Regions from separate parts of the Homo sapiens genome. Here region 2 is linked to region 1. Evidence: read pairs that join two places in POLR2A ChIA-PET (ENCODE). Cell type or tissue: B cell. All regions are shown on one strand. Each heading gives the region's core, and the rest is flanking DNA. Links, peaks and the distances in the headings are about the cores only.

Region 1 (7,636 bases), core at 2,054-7,053:
CTCTGTGGCCCAGGCTGGAGTGCCGGGGCACAATCTCGGCTCACCACAGCCTCCGTCTCCTGGGTTCAAGTGATTCTCGTGCCTCAGCCTCCTGAGTAGCTGGGATTACAGACATGCGCCACCACGCCCAGCTAATTTTTGTATTTTTAGTAGAGGTGGGGTTTCACCATGTTGGCCAGTCTGGGCACATTGTATTTCTATCAGACAGCAGTGTTCTGCTGTAAATAATGCTCAGTAAACATTTTAGCCAGGTGTGGTAGCACATGCCTGTAGTCCCAGCTACTCAGGAGGCTGAGGTGGGAGGGTCCCTTGAACTCAGGAGTTCAAGACCAGCCTGAGCAACATAGTGAGACCCCATCTCTAAAATAAAATAAAATAAAATAAAATAAAATAAAATAAAATAAATGAATAAATAAAATAAAAAGAAAGTGGGGCCAGGTGTGGTGGCTCATGCCTGTAATCCCAGCACTTTGGGAGGCTAAGGTGGGTGGGTTGCTTGAGGTCAGGGTTTGAGACCAGCCTGGTCAACGTGGTGAAACCCCATCTCTACTAAAAATACAAAAAGTAGCCGGGCATGGTGGTGCACGCCTGTAGTCCCAGCTACTTGGGAGGCTGAAGCAGGAGAATAGCTTGAACTTGGGAAGCAGAGGTCGCAGTGAGCCGAGATGGCACCACTGCACTCCAGCCTGGGTGACAGAGCAAGATTGTCTCAAAAAAAAAAGGAAAGAAAAATAGAATAAGTTTATAGTATAAGGCAGTGGTTCTCAACTGGTGATGATTTTGACACTTAATTGACATTTGGCAGTGTCTGGGGACATTTGTGGTTGTCATTACTTGGGAGGAATGTACTACTGACGTCTAGTAAATACAGACCAGAGATTTTGCTAAACATCTCACAGTGTACAGGACAGGACAGCATCCCCTGAATACAAAGAATTTTCCAGCCCCAAGTACCAATGAACCAAGGTGGAAGAACATCGGTGTATAATAAGTGTCTGATAAATGTCAGTGTAGCCCTAGCTTAAGGTTTTGGTGTTTTTTGTTTCTTGTTTTTCATCTTAAAGGCCCTGAAAAGTCCTGTAGGAAAGAAACACGTGTGATTTTGCTGGTGGGAGCAAGACGTGCCCAAGGCCGGGGCTGGGGAGGTAGAGAGGAGGGTTTGGATTTGGGAGATATCAGGAAGTTGAAAGCCAAGGACGCATTAAATGTGGGGTGAGGGCGTAAAGAAAGGGAGGGAGGGTGATTTCTCACTGCCTTGGGGGCAGGGAGGAGGGGAGGTGTGGGTGAGATGTTGAGAATTGTGGGAGATGCCCAGGGTGCAGTGGGGCCCGTGGCAGCCGCTGTTGCAGTCTTCAGGTGGCCCTGGAAGCCGTCACGGGGTAGGGTGGCCTGGGGTGGGGGTGGGGCATGTCCATTTACAAGGAGACGCCTGTGGGAGGAAGGTTTCTGGAAGAAGGAGGCACTGGGCACAGAGCCCAGGCGAGATACGGGCCCACAGATATGCTTTGGAGGTCCCTGCTGGCCTTGGGGAGACCGGAAGCCATGAGGGCAGCATCGAGCTCAGGGAAATTGAGGGAGAGGTGGAGGGGGGCTGGGAGGGCAGGGAGGAAGTGAGCCTGAAATACCTCTTCTTTCAAGGAGCCAAGATGAGAGGGGCAAAAAGAAGGTCCAAGTCTACATGCGGGTGGCGCGTTAAGTGGGACGGTCCAGTGTGGTTTTAGAAGGTGGGAAAGGAGCCAGGACAGGGAGGGACAGAAGGCAGCCAAGAGTGCCTGGGTCCTCACAGGTGGAGAAGTCCCGTTCAAATATGTTCTGAAGCACTAGAACCCCTTACCCTGTTCTTTCTTTTCTTTTTTTTTCTTTCTTTCTTTTTTTTTTTTTTAAGACAGAGGCTTGCTCTATCACCCAGGCTGGAGTGCAGTGGCGCAATCTCAGCTGGCTGCAACCTCTGCCTCCCAGATTTAAGCGATTCTCCGGCCTCGGCTTCCCGAGTAGCTGGGATTATAGGCGTGTGCCACCATGCCCAGCTCATTTTTGTATTTTTAGTAGAGATGGGGTTTCACCATGTTGACAAGGCTGGTCTTGAACTCCTGACCTTAAAAGATCTGCCTACCTTGTTTTCCCAAAGTGCTGGGATTACAGGCATGAGTCACTGCACCCGGCCCCCACCCCGTTCTTTCAAACACACACACAGAACCCCAATATACAAAACAAGTCTGGGCACAGTGGCTTACCCCTATAATCCCAGCACTTTGGGAAGCCAAGGCAGGTGGATCACTTGAGGCCAGGAAATTCGAAACCAGCCTGAGCAACATGGTGAGGCTTCCATCTTTATAAAAAAATTTAAAAATTGGCTGGGTGTGGTGGCACGTGCCTGCGGTCCCAGCTACTCAGGAGGCTGAGGCAGGGAGGATCCCTTGAGCCCAGAGTTCAGGTTGCAGTGAGCCATGATCGTGCCACTGCACTCCAGCAAAAACTCAAACAAACAGAGAAGGCTGTGCAGGCTGGGCGTGGTGGCTCACGCCTGTAATCCCAGCACTTTGGGAGGCCAAGGTGAGCAGATCGCTTGAGGTCAGGAGTTCAAGACCAGCCTGGCCAAAATGGTGATAACCCTGTTTCTACAACATACAAAAATTAGCCGGGTATGGCAGCATCGCACCTGTAATCCCAGCTACTTGGGAGTCTGAGGCAGGAGAATCATTCGAGCCCGGGAGGCAGAGGTTGCAGTGAGCCAAGATTGCACCACTGCCCTCCAGCCTGGGCGACAGAGAGACTCTTATCTCCAAAAAACCGCAAAAGCTGTGCAGATTAGAACAAGAGCTGGACAGATTCCCTGCTGTTGATTTCAGTCACCTCTTCCCCGACCCCTGCCAAGCCTTCCTGGCCTTCTCCTCTCCACTCTTGGTCCTACGTGGATTTCTGCCCCCAGCCCACTGTCCACCTGGGGCTTCCTCACGCCTCTTCCCATTGTCCTATTTAGGGACCTCAGGCTGTCTCTATGATGTGACCTCACCATCTCTCTAAGCCCCAGCCTTTCACATAATCTGCCTCAAGGATGTCCTCAAAGCCCCTCACATTCAATTTCACCCCTTCACCTCCCATTCCTCCTGCACCCAAGCTCAGTCATTACCCCTCTCTTCCCTCTTCCCCCTCAGACCCAGCAAGGTCCTGGCTACCTCCCTCTCTGTCCCTTGCCTCCTCCCTTCAATCACCAGGTTTACATCACTCAACTCCCTCGATGTGCCTGTGGTGTGCCCACCTCCCCTGCTCGCCTGTGTGCCCCCCACTCATCCCCCCCTGCCTGCAAGCTAAGAGAGGGCGTCCAGTTTGCTGGGTCTAACCCCAGTCCTGGTGTTGAAGAGTTATTTGGCCTGGGGCAAGGGACTTTCCTTCTCTGTGCCTCAGTTTCCTCCTCTGTAACATGGGGGTTGCCAATTGGGCCCTGGCTGCCTCCTAGCGTTGATGTAAGGCTCAGTGAGTCTACATTGGCAAGAGCAGGAAGGCTCTTAGGATTGCCGATGTTATTGTCTTTCCTGGGACCTACAAGAGCCAGTCCAGCTGGCCTGGTATTGGGGGTAGCCTCCCCTCCTTTCCACTCTAAGTGCCCATCAGCTCCCTGAGGCACCGTGTTCTCTCCCACCTGCTGGGCTTTGCATCTGCAGGCCCCTCTGCCTACAACGCCATCACCCCTTCCTCCAGCAAACTCCTGCACATCTGCACTCTCAGCCCAGATCCCCTTTCTCCTTTCCCAATGCCATCCTCCCTGGTCCAGACACACTCTTAATCCGGGCCATGTGGTGTGTGTGTGTGTGTGTGTGTGTGTGTGTTGTATCTGGTGACCCTGACCCCCGTGTTTCCCCTCTATGCCCCCACAGAGCACGTGCCCCCGGAGCTGTGGGAGCCCTTCTATACCGACCAGTACGCGCAGGAGCATGTGAAGCCCCCGGTGACACGGCTGCTGCTCTCAGCCGAGCTCTACTGCAGAGCCTGGCGCCAGGCACTGCCACAGCTTGAAACACCCCCCAACCCCTCTGCACTGCTGGCCCTGCTGGCGCGGAGGGGCACAGTGCCTGCTTTGCCCGAGCGCCCGGTGCGCGAGGCCGACCTGAGGCACCAGCCCATTCTCATGGTAGGCCCCGCCACTGCCTGTTAGACCACGCCTACCATGCTCAGCTCCTCCCCTCAAGCTCCTCCCGCCAGTCCTGGCTCCTCCCAAGTTCCCTCTATCAGTCTTGGCTCCTTTCAAGCTTTGTCGATTAAGCCTAGCTCCTCCCATCAGGCTTGGCTCCTCCCCCAGGTTCCTCCCACCAGGCCTGGCTCCTCCCCTCAAGCGCTATTAAGCCTAGTTCCTCCCACGAGGTCTGGCTCCTCCCCTCAAGCGCTATCCATTAAGCCTAGCTCCTATCAGTCTTGGCTCCTTCCCTTAAGCTATGTCCATCAAACCTAGCTCCTCCTATCATCAGTCTTGGCTCTGTCCCTTAAGCTCTGTCCATCAAACCTAGCTCCTCCCACCAGTCCAGGCTCCTCCCCTCAAGCTCTGTTCATTAAGCCTAGCTCTTCCCCCCAGCCCTGGCTCCTCCCCTCAAGCTCTTCCCATCAAGCCTGGCCCCTCCCATCAAACCCAGCTCCCCAAAAAGGCGCTACTCTGGCCCTTGAGGATTTGTGTACACAGCCCACCCTATCCTAACGCCTAGCATCTGACCTCAAAGTCCCACCCATCGTGCGTGGCTTTTCCGGGACCCCATTTCTTGTTCCTTCCCTTAAGGCCCCACCCATGAACCACTGGCCCCGCCCCCTCAAGCCCCACCCCCCCCGTCAAGTCCCTCCCATCTGCAGGTTCTTCCTTTTCCCAGGCCCTTGGGGGCCGAGGTGCGCCTCCTGCAGCTCTCAGGTCTCACCCTCTAGCGCTTGCCCCCACAGGGAGCCCACCTAGCTGTCATTGATGCCCTCATGGCTGCCTTTGCCTTCGAGTGGACAAAGACCCTGCCAGGTCCCTTGGCCCTGACCAGCTTGGAGCACAAGCTGCTTTTCTGGGTGGACACGGTAGGTGGGGTTGGGCCTGGGGTGGGTTCGGGGACCAGCATCGTCCAGTGGCCAGACCACTGACCCCCTCCCTGCCCTCCAGACCGTCCGGCGGCTGCAGGAGAAGACCGAGCAGGAAGCGGCCCAGCGAGCCTCTCCAGCAGCCCCTGCAGACGGGGCGGCCCCGGCGCAGCCCTCGGTGAGGCCAGGGCATAGAACCGTCAGAAGGATGGGGGACCGGAGATCTGGGAGGGCAGGGCTGTGCTTCCTGGACACTCCTGAAGTGGGGAGGGGGCTAGAGGTGACACACTCTCTCTTTCTTCCCCCCTCTCTCAATCTCTCTGTGCCCTGCCCGTCCCCTGTGCCGGTACCCGCTGCCCTCCTCTCTGCCTCTCTGGCCTCAGTGCCCTACGCGCTGGTACTGGAAGCTGGTTCCTGTAAGTGGGGCTGTCTGTCCGCCCCGTCTGCCTGCCCTGCTTGTAGCTCTGTCTGTCTGTATGTCTGTTTCTGCCTGCCTGTCTGCGCGCCCTCTCATACCTCCCCAAGCTGTGAGCAAAGGAGGTTGGACCCCAGTCCTGGGAGACAGGGAGAACCCCTCTGTGAACCAAGAGAAGGGTAGAATCTCGGCCATTAACTGAGAGGGCAGACCCCTCCCCCAGCGAACTGATGGGTGGGGACGAACTTCCCCTCCCGTTATTCAGAAGGGCAAGCCCTCCCCGTTCCCATTAATGAAGAGGGTGGGACCCCCTGAACCTGTCCCCCTTAGCCGAGGTGGGGAGACCACATAAATTTCTGAAGGGGGGACCTGCAGCCCATCACAAACGTGGATCCTGACCCTAGCAGGCAGGGCACCCTCTGGCCAAGGGGAAGACCCTCCAATGCAGAAGAAGATAGAATAACTTTCCTAACTGAGACCCCCAGCTTCCCTAGAGAAAAATCCCAGCTTTGAAAAGGAGGAGGAGGCCCATCCCTGAAGCTGGAAGTTGAAATTTCTCTCTTCCCTGAATGAGCTGTGTGACCTTGCAGAAGTATCTAAACCTCTCTGTGCTTCATATAAATTACTCCCATAGTAGATAAACAAGGAGGAAGTGGGGGAGGTTTTGGGCTGGCTGGCGTCCCCACCTTTGCTCACTCCTTCCCCCACCCTGGGGCCTGGGTTGGGAGGTTCCCTTCCTGCCTACCCGCTTCCTCTGCATCCTCTCCCCAAGCTGGGGGCCTGGGTCTTTTGTGGGAGGAGGATTCCCCGCATAAGAGGGGGTTCCTACTCTGTGGGGTCCCTTGGGGCTGGGAGGAGCTGGGGTTCGCGAAGCCGGCCAGAGCAGTCAGGGAGCTGGACGGCCGGGGCTCAGGACCAGGGTCAGGGCTACCCCCTCCCCCCCAAGGTGGGCTTGGGGGCCCAGCAGGTCAGCACCCCTCCCCCTTGCTGATGGCTGCTCCTCTCCCCCCAGCACGCAATTGCCTTCTGTTTGAAGGAGTCGGGGAGCAAACCCCCCATGGTAATGTATCCCCCGCCCCGGGGTCCCAGGAGTCCCTGTCCCCAGCCCCCGCTGCTGGCCTGGCTGCTCGAAGACATCTCCTCTGCCTCTTGCTGCTGCCCCTCCCCTGCTCCAGGCTGGCCCCCCAACTCTGTCTCTGGGACCCCCAGCTTCCCGCCCCCTCATGGCGGAAACCCCAGGCCTCCCTGCCCAGCCTGCATGACCGCTGACCCTGGGGGCCAGCCTGGCCACTCACCTGACCTGGCTCCCATCTGCAGATCCGATACCGCAAGGACCGTGTGGTGGCGCGACGTGCCCCCTGCTTCCCGACGGTGACCAGCCTCCAGGACCTGGCCAGTGGGGCCGCGCTGGCCGCCACCATCCACTGCTATTGTCCCCAGCTGCTTCGACTTGAGGGTGAGTAAATGGATGTGGAACAGATCTTGTGCCGGGGAGCTGGGCATCCTAAGTCCCAGCCCCTAGACCCTCCATCCCCAGGTCCGCGAGACCAGCAACGATGCAGTGGTCATGAGGGCAGCTTCCGGAACTGGCAGGCCTGAGTTTGTGTCTCTCTCTTCCCCAATGAGCTTTGTGACCTCACACAAGTATATAAACCTCTCTGTGCTTCCAGGAGTTCATTCCTGCAGCAGATGAAACGTATGGAGTGTGGACTGTGTGCCAGACCTTGTTTTAGGCACTGGGGATCCAGCCAGAATAGAGACACACTCCCCACTTCACAGACGGCTCTAGCTGGGAGAGAAAGATACTAAGTTTATCCAAAAGTACTTTTTTTTTTTTTTTTTTGAGACGGGAGTCTTGCTCTGTTGCCCAGGCTGGAGTGTAATGGCATGATCTCGGCTCACTGCAACCTCCACCTCCCAGGTTCAAGCCATTCTCCTGCCTCAGCCTCCTGAGTAGCTGGGACTACAGCCACACGCCACCACGCCTGGCTAATTTTTGTATTTTTAGTAGAGACGGGTTTCACCGTGTTGGCCAGGCTGGTGTCGAATTCCTGACCTCAAGTGATCTGCCTACCTTGGCCTCCCTAAGTGCTGGGATTGCAAGTGTGAACCACTGCACCCGGCCCAGAAGTACTTTTTGCATACTGGGTAGTCCTAAAGGCAATGGGTGGTCAGAAA
Region 2 (6,928 bases), core at 651-5,650, 1.3 Mb before region 1:
CAGGCTGGTTGCAAGCTCCCAGCCTCAAGTGATCCTCCCACCATAGCCTAAAGTGTTGAAATTACAGGTATGAACCACTGCACCCAGCCCCTTTTCCTGTAAAAATAGTATCTCCCAAGTTTGAACTGGGCACACAGCTTACCCAGTGAAAGACTACATTTCCCAGCCTTCGCTGCAGTTCACTGTGGCCTTGTGGCCTTTTGACCTGCTCTGGCCAATGAGATAAGAATGTAAATGACATCTACTACTTCCAGGTCAGTCCTTTCAAAAACCACGTAAGGAAAGCTTGCCCCCTTTCCTCTTCCTGTGGGCTGAAATGTGGCCATGGATGTCATGAGTTGACCTTGCCCTTGCAGACAAGGAAAGACGATGCAGTACCTTTTTGACAAACAGCATGAAGCAGAAATGATACTGTGTGACTTCTGAGGTTAGGTCATAAAAGGAACTGTGGCTTCCACCTTTCTCTATCTCATAGGACAAGACGTCCAGATCCTAGGCCACCACACAAGAAGACTGGCTACCCTTGAAGCCACCACGCTGGAGAAACCATGTGTAGAGACCACACTGAGATGGAGAGAGATGCCAGAGGAGGGCCAGTGGTTCAATTCTTCCCTATACAGTCATCAGACACATGAGTGAATGAAACTTCAGGTGATGGCCGGGCATGGTGGCTCACGCCTGTAATCCCAGCACTTTGGGAGGCTGAGGCAGGTAGATCACCTGAGGTCAGGCGTTCAAGGCCAGCCCAAAAAACATAGTGAAACTCTACAAAACAGTATGTAAATATATATTGTGAATATATATATATATATAATATGTGAATATATATTTCACAATAATGTAAAACAATACAAAAATTGGCCAGGTGCAGTGGATCACACCTGTAATCCTAGCACTTTGGGAGGCTGAGGCAGGCAGATCACTTGAGGTCAGGAGTTTGAAACCAGCCAGGGCAACATGGTGAAATCCCATCTCTACTAAAATACAAAAAAATAGCTGGGTGTAGTGGTGGGTGCCTGTAATCCCAGCTACTTGGGAGGCTGAGGTGGGAGAATTGCTTAAACTCAGGAGGCAGAGGTGGTAGTGAGCCGAGATCACGCCATCGCACTCCAGCCTGGGCAACAGACTAAGACTTCACCTCAAAAAAAAAAAAAAAAGGTCACAAGAACATTTGCACCCAAAATTAAATGACTCAAGACCCCGACGTGCTGACATCAGACTTTGACTCCCCACAAAGTGTCTCCCTGATATGTCTGAGCCGCGACAAGTCTCTCATATGACAAATACTTATATAATATGGGTGGAAATGTAAATGGGTACAACCTCTACGGAAAACAGTATGCAGAATTTTCAAAGAACTAAAATTAGGACTACCATTTGATCCAGCAATCCCGCTACTGAGTATCTACCCAAAGGAAACGAAATCATTATACTAAAATATACCTGCGTTCATATGTTTATTGCAGCACTGTTCACACAGGTGAAGATATGAAATCAACCCAATGATTGGATAAAGAAGATGTGGTATATATACACAATGGAATTTTATTTATTTATTTATTTATTTATTTATTTATTTTTGAGATGGAGTATTGCTCTGTCGCCCAGGCTGGAGTGCAGTGGCGCGATCTCAGCTCACTGCAAGCTCCGCCTCCTGGGTTCACACCATTCTCCTGCCTCAGCCTCCTGAGTAGCTGGGACTGCAGGTGCCTGCCACCACGCCCAGCTAATTATTTTTTTGTAGTTTTAGTAGAGACGGGGTTTCACCGTGGTCTCAATCTCCTGACCCCATGATCCGCCCGCCTCGGCCTCCCAAAGTGCTGGGATTACAGGTGTGAGCCACTGCACCCGGCCTTATTTATTTATATTTATTTATTTATTTATTTATTTATTGAGACAGGGTCTCTCTCTGTTGCCGAGGCTGGAATGCAGTGACACGATCATGGGTCACTGCAGCTTCGACATCCCAGGTTCAAGTAATCCTCCCACCTCAGCCCTCCAAGTAGCTGGGACTACAAGCATGCACCACCATGTCCAGCTAATTTTTGTTTTGTTTTGTTTTGTTTTTTGAGACAGAGTCTCACTCCGTCGCCCAGGCTGGAGTACAGTGGCGCGATCTCGGCTCACTGCAAGCTCCGCCTCCCGGGTTCATGCCATTCTCCTGACTCAGCCTCCCCAGCAGCTGGGACTACAGGTGCACGCCGCCACACCTGGCTAATTTTTTGTATTTTTAGTAGAGGCGGAGTTTCACCGTGTTAGTCAGGATGGTCTCGATCTCCTGATCCTGTGATCCACCCTCCTCGGCTTCCCAAAGTGCTGGGATTACAGGCTTGAGCCACCACGGCCAGCCTAATTTTTGTATTTTTTGTACAGATGGGATTTGGCCATGTGGCCCAGGCTGGTCTCTAACTCCAGGACTCAAGCAATCCACCCGCCTTGGCCTCCCAAACTGCTGGGATTACAGGCATGAGCCACCACACCTGGCCTGGAATACTATTTAGCCATTAAAAAAAGAATGAGCCCAGGTGTGGTGACTCACACCTGTAATCTCAGCACTTGGGGAGGTTGAGACAGGCAAATCACGAAGTCAGGAATTCGAGACCAGCCTGGCCAACATGGTGAAACCCCATCTCTACAAAAAATACAAGAATTAGCCAGGCATGGTGGTGTGTGCCTGTGAGTCCAGCTACTCGGGAGGCTGAGGCAGGAGAATCACTTGAATCTGGGAGACAGAGGTTGCAGTGAGCTGAGATTGTTGCACTGCACTCCAGCCTGGGTGAGAGAACGAGACTCCGTCTCAAAAAAAGAAAAAAGAATGAAATAGGCCAGGTGTGATGGTTCATGCCTGTGATTCCAGCAATTTGGGAGGCTGAGGCAGGAGAATTGCCTGAGGACAAGAGTTCGCAACCAGCCTGGGCAACATAGTGAGACCCCACCTCCATAAAAAATAAATTTAGAAAATTAGCCAAACATACTGGCATGTGCCTGTAGTCTTAACTACTTGAGAGGCTGAGGAGGAAAGATTGCTTGAGCACAGGAGTTGGAGGCTGCAGGAGCTGTGATTGTGCCACTTCACTCCAACCTGGGTGACAGAGTGAAACCCTGTCTCACACACACACACAAAGAATGAAATGCCTTTGCGGCAACATGGATGGAACCGGAGGACATGATCTTAAGTGAAACAACTCAGAAACAGAAAATCAAATATCGGGCCGGGCGCGGTGGCTTGCACCTGTAATCCCAGCACTTTGGGAGGTGGAGGTGAGTGGATCATGAGACCAAGAGTTCGAGACCAGCCTGGCCAACATGGTGAAACCTTGCCTCTACTAAAGATACAAAAAATTAGCCGAGCATGGTGGTGCATGCCTATAATCCCAGCTACTCCAGAGGCTGAGACAGGACAATCGCTTGAATCCAGGAGGCAGAGGTTGCAATGAGCCGAGATCGCACCACTGCACACCAGTCTGGGCGACAGAGCGAGACTCCCTCTCAAAAAAAAAAAAAAAAGAGGTCAGACTTCACCACCACACAATACATACATGTAACAAAACTGCACTTGTACTTCTTCAATTTATACAAACAAAAGAAAAACATGAAACTGTCACATGAGCTCAGAAACAAGTCTCTTTCCCTCCCCATCTTTTTTTTTTTTTTTTTTTTTCTGAGATGGAGTCTCACTCTGTCACCCAGGCTGGAGTGCAGTGGTGCAATCTCGGTTCACTGCAACCTCCGCATCCTGGGTTCAAGCGATTCTCCTGCCTCAGCCTCCCAAGTAGCTGGGACTACAGGCGCGTGCCACCATACCCGGCTAACTTTTGTATTTTTAGTAGAGACGGGGTTTCACCATGTTGGCCAGGCTGTTTTCAAACTCCTGACCTCAAGTGATCTACCCACCTTGGCCTCCCAAAGTGCTGGGATTACAGGCGTGAGCCACTGCACCCAGCCCCAGTTATTCCTTTATAGCAACACAAACTGAACTAAGACAGGTGTGGAAAGAAAAACAAGTGATTGATATGAAATGGACAATGTCAGTAAACAGATTACGACTACAGTTCTGGACTGCAAGCGCTTCTCTTCAGTGGTCCAAGGACAGATGGGACAGGGGCCATGCCAACGCCTCCATGCGCCTCTTCTCAGCCCGTGGCCCTAGTTCAGTTGCCTCCATTTGTGCTGATGCACACATACTCCCAAACAAACACAATGTTCCCTCTGCCTCCAACCAAACACCAGCCCTTGAATATCAACGCGTGCCTGAAGATACTGACCCAACCAGTCTCCCAGATTCAAAAGCATCCATTAAAACGTGTCTGGGCCTTCAATAAATAAAGTCTAAACTCTTAAACTTGGCGTATAAATTCCTTCCATAACTCATCTCTCTCCAACTTTTTTTGTTGTTGTTTTGTTTTTTGTTTGTTAGTTTTGTTTTTGTGTTTTTTTTCTTTTTGAGACAGAGTCTTGCTCTATCACCCAGGCTGGAATCCAGTGGGGCAATCTTGGCTCACTGCAACCTCCACCGCCCGGGTTCAAGCAATTCTCCTGCCTCAGCCTCCCGAGTAGCAGGGATTACAGGCACTCACCACCATGTATGTCTAATTTTTGTATTTTTAGTAGAGGCAGGGTTTCATCATATTGCCCAGGCTGGTCTCGAACTCCTGAACAAAGCAGATCCACTCACCTCAGCCTCTAAAAATCTCCATTTAAAACATGTTCAGGCTGGGCGCGGTGGCTCACACCTGTAATCCCAGCACTTTGTGAGGGTGAGGCGGGCAGATCATGAGGTCAGGAGATCGAGACCATCCTGGCTAACACGGTGAAACCCCGTCCTAAAAAAAACAAAAAAAAAGTACAAAAAATTAGCCGGGCATGGATTACAGCTCACGCCTGTAATCCCAGCACTTTGGGAGGCCGAGGTGGGCCGATCACCTGAAGTCGGGAGTTCGAGACCAGCCTGGCCAACATGGAGAAACCCCATCTCTACTAAAAATACAAAATTAGCCAGGTGCGGTGGCGCATGCCTGTAATCCCAGCTACTCAGGAGGCTGAGGTAGGAGAATCGCTTGAACCTGGGAGGCAGAGGTTGCAGTGAGCTGAGATCACACGATTGCATTCCAGCCTGGGTGACATAGTGAGACTCTGTCCCCCCAAAATAAATAAAAAATAAAAAATAGGCCAGGCACAGTGGCTCATGCCTGTAATTCCAGCACTTTGGAAAGCTCAGGCAGGCGGATCATGAGGTCACGAGATCGAGACCATCCTGGCTAACACAGTGAAACACCGTCTCTACTAAAAATACAAAAAAAAAAAAAAAATAGCTGGGTGTGGTGGCAGGCGCCTGTAGTCCCAGCTACTTGGGAGGCTGAGGCAGAAGAATGGCGTGAACCCGGGAGGCGGAGGTTGCAGTGAGCTGAGATCGTGCCACTGCACTCCAGCCTGCGCAACAGAGCAAGACTCCGTTTCAAAAAAAATAAATAAATAAATAAAAATAAAATTATTCCTAACTCATCTCTCTCCAACTCAAAAAGAAAAAGAAAAAAAAAAGAAAACAAAGATGGAAAGACTAGACGGGTGGTGGTGATTAAGAGGGTGCTCCCCTGCTGCCTGGCCCTGTGACTAATGCCTCTTGGTTTCTCTTCGCTTGTATCAGTAAAAGCAGGACACATCATCAATGGTACCTTGCAGGCTGATGCGGGCCATGCACAAGATGAGGCATTGCAGAAGTGCATTGCCCAGGATGTGGTATGAGCTCAAAAAATAGCTGGGGCTGCTGCTGTTGTTATTGTTGAAGGAGATAATAATAATAACAGGCCTGTTATGGGTATCGTTATTCCAAGCTTAGGGGCCAGCAGAGTCCAGCCAGGAGTTATCAACAGTGTCCCTAAGCGCTCAGAAGGAGGACAGAGACTGTGGGTGGAGATACTGACTAATGGGGGACCCCGACTAATGGAGTTTCCGATAACATCGGAAACTGCCTGGATGCCAGGGTCTCCCTCCCTGCCTTCCGGGGCTCAGCCCCCACGTTCCCTGCTTCTCATCCCACCCAGGCTCTGCCAGGCGGGGGAGACACCTGTCTGGGATCCCATCCAAAGCCAGCCCAGTCCTGAACTCTGGACACAAGTGAGCTGGACCTTCTTGGTCCCAGCTCCAGCAGGTGACATCACCTCCCTCCCTTCCTTCATTCATTCGTTCATTCATTCATTCATTCATTTGTCCAAGCATCCCTTGAGTACCTACTATGTGCTCAAGGACCATACCAGTGTCTGAAAACAAAGTCCCTGCCTTCTCGGGGTGTATACAGTCAGGACAGCAGGGGACCTCCTGTGCCTGGTTTTCCTGCTCCTACTTCCAGAGGCTGCTGTGAGGATTACAGAGTTAAGTGCCACGGGACCAGGGAGCTCTGTGTGTTTTGCCCCCTCCCCACCCTGTATCTAGAACACTCTCTGGCACACAGTAGGCGCCTAATACATTTTAGTAGAAAAGAATACACATAAATAATACAGAAGGGGCCAGGCGCAGTGGCTCATGTCTGTAATCCCAGCACTTTGGAAGGCTGAGGTGGGCAGATCACTTGAGGTCAGGAGTTCAAGACCAGCCTGGCCGACATGGAGAAACCCTGTCTTTACTAAAAATACAAAATTAGCCGGTGTGGTGGTGGATGCCTGTAGTGCCAGCTACTCAGGAGGCTGAAACAGGAGAATCGCTTGAACGTGGAGGCTGCAGTGAGCTGAGATCGCACCATTGCACTCCAACCCCTGTGACAGAGAGAGATTCTGTCTCAAAAAAAAAAAAAAAAAAGGAAAGAAAGAAAAGTTTGTTGAATACATCTCCAACATCTCCTCATTCTTCGTCCTCATTGCCAAAGCTCAAACTCCCTCCCACCAGCAACACCTGGCCTCTGTCTCCAGTTGAGGACAGCCACCTGCATTCATTC

The links. ChIA-PET counts read pairs that join two places held together with the same protein. Peaks named below come from ENCODE experiments on the same cell type or tissue, not always from the same donor. Only the 100,000 strongest peaks of a DNase experiment are listed, where the experiment ranks them.
Region 2: POLR2A ChIA-PET joins it to region 1 with 5 read pairs; 2 of 35 experiments call an interaction of 5 or more read pairs at or near these places.

What each region holds. Positions count from the first base shown.
Region 1 is chr19:7,601,351-7,608,986 of GRCh38, forward strand. It overlaps CAMSAP3 (calmodulin regulated spectrin associated protein family member 3), which reads left to right. Exons shown (of 17, transcript NM_020902.2): 2 at 3,876-4,129; 3 at 4,921-5,043; 4 at 5,126-5,221; 5 at 6,776-6,914. Among named protein-coding and RNA genes, the nearest start is that of CAMSAP3, 9.3 kb to the left of the region's middle. RefSeq lists enhancers at 3,541-4,042, 4,043-4,542, 4,093-4,387. In B cell, for the core only: no CTCF peak of the experiment used is centred there; a DNase peak (open chromatin) is centred at 4,371; H3K27me3 peaks cover 1,699 bases.
Region 2 is chr19:6,313,329-6,320,256 of GRCh38, forward strand. The region is part of intron 1 of ACER1 (alkaline ceramidase 1); the gene reads right to left. Among named protein-coding and RNA genes, the nearest start is that of ACER1, 17 kb to the right of the region's middle. In B cell, for the core only: no CTCF peak of the experiment used is centred there; no DNase peak of the experiment used is centred there.